2 separate regions of the Homo sapiens genome follow, and region 2 is linked to region 1. The links are chromatin loops, found by intact Hi-C in ENCODE. Cell type or tissue: A673. All regions are shown on one strand. Each heading gives the region's core, and the rest is flanking DNA. Links, peaks and the distances in the headings are about the cores only.

Region 1 (4,922 bases), core at 414-4,413:
TGAGCTATGATTGCATCATTGCACTCCAGCTCGGGTGATAGATCGAGACCCTGTTCCCCCCCAAAATAAATAAAAAGTAAAGAAATATAAAGTGTTTGTGAAAGAAATTTTATTTTATCATAAAATTATAAATTTGCCACTACAAGAAATAAAGTAATTCCTTCAGTATGGCCTCTCCACATTCAAAACACCTTTTTTTTTTTTTTTTTTTTTAACCCTACGAATCTTTCCGCATGCATTTTGACCCTTGACATTGTCTCCTAAGTATGTATTTGGTAATTTGATTTCATTAATACCCTTGTAAGTAAGTTTAAAATGTGCTATGCTTCATTATTACCACTTTGCCTTTTTAAAAATCATTCGAGATTTTCTTTCCTCTTCTTTCCTTCCTCAAAACAATAAACCTGGAATGAGGTAGACATAATTGATATGGACAGGGGTTGCTGTTCTGTTTTCTTTTTCTTCTACCTCAACCCCTGCCTACAATTAGTCTCTGTAATTCCACCGCTGGTGATTTTTTTTTTTTTTCAAAGACATGTAACTCTATTTAGAATTAATTGTTAGGTTGAGTTCAACTTCTGTCCTTCTCTACTGCTTTTATTTTTTTATTTTTACTTTTTTCTACTGCTTTTATGTCTACACTGTTCACCAGTGTTTTTAGACTCCAGGTCATGGCCATTAGTAAGTCATAAAATTACTTTAGTGCATTGCCCAACCCTCATTTTAAAAAATAAAACAGGCCGGGCACAGTGGCTCACACCTGTAATCCCAGCACTCTGGGAGGCTGAGGTGGGTGGATCACCTGAGGTCAGGAGTTCAAGACCAGCCTGGCCAACATGGGGAAACCCATCTCTACTAAAAATACAAAAATTAGCTGGGCATGGTAGCACACGCCTGTAATGCCAGCTACTTGGGAGGCTGAGGTGGGAGAATCACTTGAACCTGAGAGTGGTGGTCGCAGTGAACTGAGATTGCACCACTGCACTCCAGCCTGCGCAACAGAGCAAGACTCTGTCTCAGAATAAATAAATATACAAATAAAAAACAGAATAGCAAATGCCAGTGTGCTACATATAATAAGGACAGGTTTGTTTTAGGAAACTGTTTCATTTGAGTATGTGTGCAGTATGTAAGGGTATAATGTAAAAATGTGTTGAAAATTTATTCTTACTATGAGTTGAGGTTTTAAAAAATGTTGGAAAGCCACAGGGTCATAACATGATTAGGTTTGTACCATGGTTGCACTTAGTTAATCATGGGTTAAACCCATCACTATAAACATTTTAACTGAAAACCACGTAAGTTAGTCCTAAATATCTTGTCATTTTTGGATTAACAAGTCTGTAAAATAAACTTGGAAAAAAGAAAAGAATTCTTGTTTTGGATGTTCCCTTCTCTCCCTTTACCCCTTCCCTTTTCTCCCTTTTCACCTGCGATGCCTCCTCAATATTTTGGGCCTTTGTATTGCGTTTTACTGCATGAGGCTGGTGTCCTGGCAAACAGCTTTTCAACTAGACAGTTGAAAAGGTTTGTAAACCCCATTTTTAACTGCTATAATTTCTTTCAACATGCTTCTAATTCCATTAATTAGAATTAAAATAACTTTATTTGGAAGCTGACTTAGCCTTGGACATAATGGAAATTTATTAAAATTGAATGGATTACACTCCTTAATTTATAGATTTGCTCTTAAGATTTCCAAGAATCATTGTGTTCTCCACCCCTCCCTCACCACCAAGGGCATCACATGGCATCACACTTTTTTAATTTTCCATTTTACTAGCAAATAATAAAACTTTTTATTCAGATTTATAATTATGATGATGTTTAATTTCATCTAGTAGTTTTTACATACTAGTTGAATACTCATTTATTCAAAACACATGTGTAAAAGTTATGTAATAGCGACCTCTACTGGTTTTAGTTATGGTATCCTGCAAGTGGATTTTTTAAAGTTTTGAGAGGATGAAAGCGCCTTTTTGAAGTGAATTATATTAGTTTAATAAGGAAGGAAATTCAGCTGTGATAGTAACCTGAGTTCTTTCACTCTCAGTGGAAATTTTAACTAAAGAATTTCTGGAAATTAAATTGAAGTATTTTGTTAAAAACGAATGACTATGGGAGGACTTTAAAGAAACTACAATGTATTAAAATTGCTGTCACCAATGCAAACCATTGCTTTCCATGATTTGTAAATAGTTTTGAAGTGCCTTTGCATGGTGGATAAAGAATATTCATAGAGGTTTCAATTGAAAAATGCTGCATGTAATTACCACTGAAAGTAAGGACAAGTGAGTGAGAACTGGATTTAGATATTTACTTCTTGATCTTGGGTGTTGTTCCTTGAAATTTTATACAAGTACTATTTAAAGTAGCTTCTACTCATTCTTGTAATTAGCTTTATCACAGTGAAGTTGAAATTCAGGATGTGATATTCCCCCTAGATAATAGAAAGAATGTTTAGTCTCTTATTGTCTAATTAAGGAACTAATACATTGACAATTACTGTTTTCTCTTAGCTTCATATGTTTGTAATGTAAATTATACCACATGTGAAAAGCTCTACTTTTGGTATTCTTTGATTTTAAAAGTAAATTTTAAGTGAAGAGCACTATTTAATATATTTTTTGCTTAGTTGTTATTTTCCTATTTTCCAAGGAACGTGTTCAAAAAAGTTTCCCTCATCCAATTGATAAATGGGCAATAGCTGATGCCCAATCAGCTATTGAAAAGAGGAAGCGAAGAAACCCTTTATCTCTCCCAGTAGAAAAAATTCATCCTTTATTAAAGGTAATGCTGAACTACTGCCTTCTTGCCTTTTAAGGGAAAAATAAAACCCACCATTTTTATACAATAAGAATATATTTTATGGATAATTGAGTCAACTTAAGAGTAAAATTCTCTCATTCTAAGTTTTCCAGAGATTTATGTGGTGAGAAGGGATGCTATGATAATAAGAAAATATAAACTGGGCAACATGATTTAAAGTAATTTCATATCAATAGTAATAAGCAAGTTGAGAGGACTAAGAAAGTTATTGTGGATTTTGTTTATCTCAGATGTAATTAGGACCACAAAGAGAATTTATAAAACTCCTCCTTTCTTGTTGGTTAGACCTAAGTGTTCCTATAAATCCTTTTGATGTTAGTACTTTGTGTAGAGACCTCTGTGAAAAGGCTACAAGGCTATGTGTAATCTTGGAACAAAAAGATAACCTAAACTCTCCAGTCCTACTTATCATGTAAATAAGTCAGTCAGTCAGTTGAATCTCTATAGAACTAATAGAATAACTGCCGGAAGCTCGAATAATGCTATTTCTATTTTAGTTAATGTAACGAACTACTATTACCTTTCACAACAAAAATATAGGTATTATAATAATTAAAAACTTAGATGCCAGTAATTTTGTACATACTATAATACAGACAAAATGCTAATACTTGTATACATTGTCTGAGTTTTATTATTCAACAAAGTTATTATTATCCACAGTTTGTAAATGAGGTGACAGAGGCAGAAAGTGATTAAGTAACTTCTATGCCAAGTTCACAAGACTCTTAAGTGATAGTGTTAGAAAGTTCAGGTTTGCTTGATGTTGTCCAAAATTTAAAGTTAAACACTTGAATGAGTTTAAGGTTGTATTTTGCATTCAGTTCTTTGAATAGAAATACCTGCCTTATGGAAAAGGCATTCATCATTCTCTTCATGATTTTCATTGGCCATATGTTGAATTGTATTCTAAGGGAATTAACAAATTGAGGTATATAAATATTATGTTAATAATCCTAAATTTTGAGTTTTATGTGCTAATTGTGAATATCATTTCAATTTATTTTAATACACCTTTATCATGATACCCTTATTAGTTTTTATATACCCTAAAAGGTAAATGCAGCCTGTCTCCAATTTGTAACAAACTTCTTATTTCAAAGTTGTTTTTTTCCCTTAAATGGGTTGTTTGGAAAATAGAATTTGTTATTCTGTATGAACAGACCAGTCCCACAAAAGCCCATATTCTCTTTGAAGTTTAATATTAGGGCTATTTAACATTTTCTTAACAGCAACCATTATTCAGTAGGACATAACATGAATTTTATTTTCGTAGAAATTGCCAGGAATACCAGGAATATGCCCGCTGTGGTTTTGGGGAGCTCATCTTCCCTTGGAAAAGTTAAAAGTATAAGCCTGGTAGAGATTCCTAGATACCAATAATATATTAACTCTCATTTTTTGTAAAAGAAAAAACTTGTTTGTTATAGTTACTTCCAGGTATTCTGAATTAGGTAACAAAGAGCATTTGCTCCCTTCCCCAAACTTGGGCCTTCCTTTATAGGTTAGGGATTATCTATTTGTAATCTCCGCTTAAGTATTTTACATCATTAGAGGTAATTTTGCCTTGCCTTTTCTTAGCTTACATTTTCAATAGTAATACATATATTATTCATTGTTGAACCACTTACAATTAAATGTTGTTGGTAAGCACAGGCCTCAGGAAAAAAAGTGTAAGTTAAGGTGCAAATATGTTTTTTATTTTTAATCAGTGTGTTAAATGTACAGTATATGATGTTTAAACATGCTTTTCTTTTAATTTTGCAGGAGGTCCTAGGTTATAAAATTGACCACCAGGTTTCTGTTTACATAGTAGCAGTCTTAGAATACATTTCTGCAGACATTTTAAAGCTGGTTGGGAATTATGTAAGAAATATACGGCATTATGAAATTACAAAACAAGATATTAAAGTGGCAATGTGTGCTGACAAGGTAGGAAACTGAGCTTTTCTATTTTTTTCTTAAGTTTCTTTTTATGACTTATTAGATGCTAACGTACTATTCATATAGAATAAAATTGTATTATGTGTTGGGGAATATCTCCAGTAACCTAATAGTAGGGATTCAAGATACCACTTTATAGAAATAAGACA
Region 2 (4,922 bases), core at 329-4,328, 640 kb before region 1:
AAGATTGTTGGAACCTGGGAGGCAGAGGTTGCAGTAAGCCAAGATGGTGCCACTGCACTCCAGCATGGGCAAGGCAGCAAGATTCTGTCTCAAAAAAAAAAAAAAAAATCAGGAATGAAACAGAGGCTATTACTAACAATCTTAGAGAAATATAGAGAAGCTTAAGAGAACACAGTGAAAAATTACATGCCAACAAATTAGATAAAACAGATAAAATGGCATATACCTAGAAATATAAAACTCCAAGACTGACTCAAGAAAAAATAGAAAATCTGAACGCATCTATAACAAGTAAAGAAATTGACTTAGTAATTAACTTAGTAAAAACTTGCCACAAAGAAAATTCCATGACCAGATGGCTTCACTGGTAAATTTAACCAAATGTTTAAGGAAGAATTAACAACCTTCATAGACTCTTCAAAACAAAAAAAAAAAATAGAGCATGAAGGAAACTTCCTACTTCTTTCTATGAGGCCATTATTACCCTGATATGAAAAACCAAAGACACCACAAGAAAAGGAAATTACATACTATTCCTTATGTATAGATATGCAAAATTCCCCAGCAAAATATTAGCAAACTGAATTCAGCAACATCTGAAAAGAGTTGTACACCATGACCCAGTGAGATTTATCTCAGGAATGCAAGATCATTTCAATATATTAAAATCAATTAATACAATATACCATATCAACAGAATAAAGGTCAGAAACCACCTGATCATCTCAAAGATGCAGAAAAAGTATTTGACAAAATCCATTTGCTACTCATCAACAACCCTGTGAGCTAAATATAAAGGTATTATTAACTACACTAAATGAGTAAAAGAATCCGAAGCTCAGAGAGTTAAGTAACTAGCCTGAGGCTATTACTCGGTTGTAACCAAGCTTTAACATAAATGCTGTTACCCAAACTCTATATATTAAATACTATTACTCAGAAATGTTAGCAGTCCTTAGTTTTCTAGACATGCATCTTAATTTTGTGGATAGTTAAGCTAGAGTTGCTACATGTACTGTCAATTTGAAATAAAAAACAATCTTTCCAATTTAGAACCAACATGTGCTCTTTTGGAAACAAAGCTGATTCTTAATTGAAGGAGATTGGATTGGCGACATGGCTGACTCAGTGGCTTCATCCTACCTGCATCTCACAGAAGCTGCTTAATGCTGGAGAGAGGGTGTGAAGTGGGGAGAAACTATTTTCTCAGACTCACAAGAGCTGGCCTTAGAACAGCTTCTGTGCTAGGGAAATGTGTGGTCCCTTTTAAATCACTGCAAATATACTCAAGACCCATCTCCTCCTCTGTTCCGTGCTTGTAATGGGCAGGATCCCAGTGGGCAAGAAGAGTAACAGGAAGGAGGTGGCAGCTGGCCCAGGGTTCTCCTGCTTCCTCTGCATGTGCCAGGAATTAGGTAAGTAGTGCACACATCACCAAATCGCCTTTCCTTCTCCATGGGGCTCTCAGGCTAAATTTAAAGTGCCAAGAATTCTGAAATGAAAAGAGCAAGAGGGTAGGGAAAATGATGAGGTGTGGGCTGACAGTAACAAGCAGTACTCAAGGACTCCAAAGAGTGTGGGTCTGGTAGCAAGCCCAGAGCTCCACAGCTGAGTTTGCAAGAAAATGTTCTATGGTCCAGGTGTTCCACTCCCTTGGAAGATGATTAGAGACTTCAGGCAGAATTAGAAGAGAAAGTGGGAATGAAAGACAGCTCACCAGCAGTGTCAGAGACCTGCCATTAGCTGTTTTATGTCCTTGTTCTTAAACACTTGTTCCACTGTCATAGCAGAAAGTCAGATAGATTTGAAGAGGAAAGCAATATTATTAAGGTTTGGCTCCCTACAGCACACACATTAAATTGACAAAATGAAACCACAAAAATCTTACAGGGAAAGACCTGTAGTTGCTTGACAGAACATATCAAGCAACCAAAGACAAATTAGGTCTTTCTGATAAAAAGACAAGCACATATATATACATAGATGGTGACGGAAGTTCCATGCAGTGTTATGTTAAGGAATAATTTATACTGTTAAAATCCACAAGGAGGCATTAGATTCCAATTTTTTCAAAGTCATACATGCAAACTTTGAAATTAACTGGCTTTCTGGGTTTAGAGAGCAATGAATCTGGCTCTCTGAAAAGGAACACAAAAAGCATGAGCTCATAGCACCAGATGGCATCACACAATGGGGGGAAGAAACATGCAGAGGATTGAAAAGAACAAGTTGTGGTTTATATTTAGTGATTAATTAGCTTCTTAAAGGGCCAAGTAGAGCCACTTTAATGATGATATAAACCATAGAATAAGATACATAAGTATGTTGCACAGGGGGTTAGAAATGGAGCTTTTTGCCTGGTGAATTTCTGTTGTTTTCAATACTGAGTTCCAAGCTAAGTCATAGAAACCCCTACTCGAGGTTAAATAAGGAAGAAACATGAGAAAGATGCTATAAACAGTCATTACTATCAATCAATAATGAGGCGGGCAGTATACATGATGGTTAAAGACCTTGCGGTCAGACAGACTTGGGTTTGAATCCTAGTTGTGTGACTTGTGGCAAATTACTGAAGCTCACTGAGCCTTGGTTCCCTCGTCTGTAAAAGAGGGAGAATAATGGCAGATACCTCACTGAGTTATGGTGAGGAATGAAAGAGGTAATTCAGGACTTAGCATAGGATGTGTGGCCCACTGTAAGTACTCCATAATGTCAGCGATGGATTATGAATTCCCTCTTGGCACCTGCCCAATTCGCCATACAGAACCACTGCCACACACCAGGAGTCTGCACCTTAAATGGTCATCACAGATTAACCCAAGTGCACAGAGAAATAAACAGACACATGGCAACAGCTGCCTGAACAATGGCCCAACCAACAGCTCTCATGTTTCCTCTCCATTCTCGCCACTTTAGAACAAGACTCCCATCACCTCACTCCTGAAGAATTTGCTAACTGACCTCCTTGCTCAACCCTCAACCTACCCTGCATGCCACTGCTAGATAAATTTGCTGTGTGAAGTTTTGAGGCCTCTGGAGTCTCAGTTGCCCATCAGTAAAATGCAATATGAAAACCTTTAAGATTTTTGTTACATCTACCTGCCTTTTACAGTATCATTAACTTAATATGTGGCTTTAAATTGATTACTGTAAGCAAGGAACAGTTTCACTTGCTATGATATAATTATGTATTTGTTTTAAAATTATGTATTTATTTAAAAATAAATTGTCTGACACATATAAGTACTATATAATTGTTTATTTAAATGTTTTAATGCTTTGCCATTGTGTCAACTTCCACACTGACCAACAGAAGATGCGAAAATCACACGCGGTCCCTCAGAACATAAGACTGGGGTTTTCATTGACTGGCTCTGTCCAGGAACATACAATTGGGTTCCCCCTGAATCGAATTCAGACTCTAGACCCCTACCATCTATCCCTACCTCCAACTTCACTTACACTTACCTGTGACTGGTTCCCAGGGGCTACTTCCCTCCCTCCCCAAATTGTCCCCTGGCAACATCATGTCCATCTCTGTGACCATCCTAGCCTACATCACTAACTTTAGAACAGTCCAAAAACTACTAATCCCTCCAGGCTCACTGCCTTCGAAAAGCCTACCCCAAACACTGCAGACCACATAGCTCACTCTCTTTGCTGAGCCTCACCATCTCACTCTTGATTACTGGTCTTTGTCACTGCCTACTAGATCAGAAAGTCTGCCTCTTCATTAATGTCCCAAGTTCCTTAAGCAGGGAGGCTGTGACTTTTTTCTGGATTACAACATTTAAGAGGTATGTCTGAAACAGTTGATGGCAATAGCAGTACCACTAATGCTTAAGGTTCTCTAGCAGAAAGAGTTAACAACAGGCTACACCATTTCCTAAACATTTCAAAGACAACTTGGAATTCTTCAGCTGGCCCTTGAGCAGAAAAATAAAGAATTATTTCCCCAGCACACGTCTCAGTTTGAAAAGAAAAATCAATCATGCAGTCATAGGACAGGGTAGCAGCCATGTTCTGGTCAGAGATTTAATTTCAGAGCAAAGCAGGGGCTAAAGCAGACAGACAAAAATGCTTTCCTTATCACCTCCTGTATTGGGTATAAACAGTTAACCTTGTTAAAATAAATAAACTAAATACAGTAAGTTTAGGGGCTTAACACTGACTTTTAGAGCCTCAAATGGCTAAACCAGTCCCAAAGGCAAAGCTCTTGAGGACAAACCTTTCATCAGGTCTACAGAACTGAAAGGAGAAAGATACTAATTAGTAAATCTAAGCAGCTCTGTCCGGTAGAAATATAATGCAAATTGTAAGAATTTTAAATGTTCTAATGGTCATATTGAAAAATAGGTGAGATTAATTTTAGTATTTTTAAATTTAACATGCAATCAATACTTTGAAAGTTGTTAATGAGATATTTTATATAGTTTTTTCATACTAAGTCTTCAAAATCTAAATCTAATATCTTCTACTTATAGCACATCTCTTTTCAGACAAGCATCATTTCAAATGCTCAATAGTCTCATGTGGCTTCCATCCTGGAGAGGGGAGTTTACTAGATGAAAATGAGTAAGACTCCAACCAAAGCAAAAGCAACTGGGAGCAAGAATGTTTGATATAGAAAGGGCCTGAAAGGTGTGAGGTTATTCTTTGTTTAGATCTTGTGTCTACCACATACTATATCTGGTTCTGCCATAATTGTTTCTTATTATTAATGGAGACTCAACTTCCTGGTAACTAAGAAATTTTATCTGTGTTCACTCTATATTCTCTCTGGAGCAAGACAGGCTGGATTTGCATTTTGGCTTCACTATTCACTATCTGTGAGCCCTTGGCAAGTTATTTAACCTCTCTGAGCACCAATACATAGACAATGACAGTTCATCTATCTCAAAGGAGGATTAAATGAAATAATA

What was found. Hi-C counts contacts between places; a loop is a spot of excess contacts. Peaks named below come from ENCODE experiments on the same cell type or tissue, not always from the same donor. Only the 100,000 strongest peaks of a DNase experiment are listed, where the experiment ranks them.
Region 2: it touches region 1 in a loop (3-fold over the local background); 2 of 110 quality-filtered maps call a loop at or near these places.

What each region holds. Positions count from the first base shown.
Region 1 is chr2:39,056,541-39,061,462 of GRCh38, reverse strand. SOS1 (SOS Ras/Rac guanine nucleotide exchange factor 1) reads left to right here. Exons shown (of 23, transcript NM_005633.4): 3 at 2,659-2,790; 4 at 4,597-4,761. Among named protein-coding and RNA genes, the nearest start is that of SOS1, 62 kb to the left of the region's middle. In A673, for the core only: a CTCF peak has its summit at 1,918 (motif pointing left); a DNase peak (open chromatin) is centred at 1,912.
Region 2 is chr2:39,694,213-39,699,134 of GRCh38, reverse strand. All of the region lies in intron 1 of TMEM178A (transmembrane protein 178A), which reads right to left. Among named protein-coding and RNA genes, the nearest start is that of TMEM178A, 31 kb to the right of the region's middle. In A673, for the core only: a CTCF peak has its summit at 2,063; a DNase peak (open chromatin) is centred at 2,124.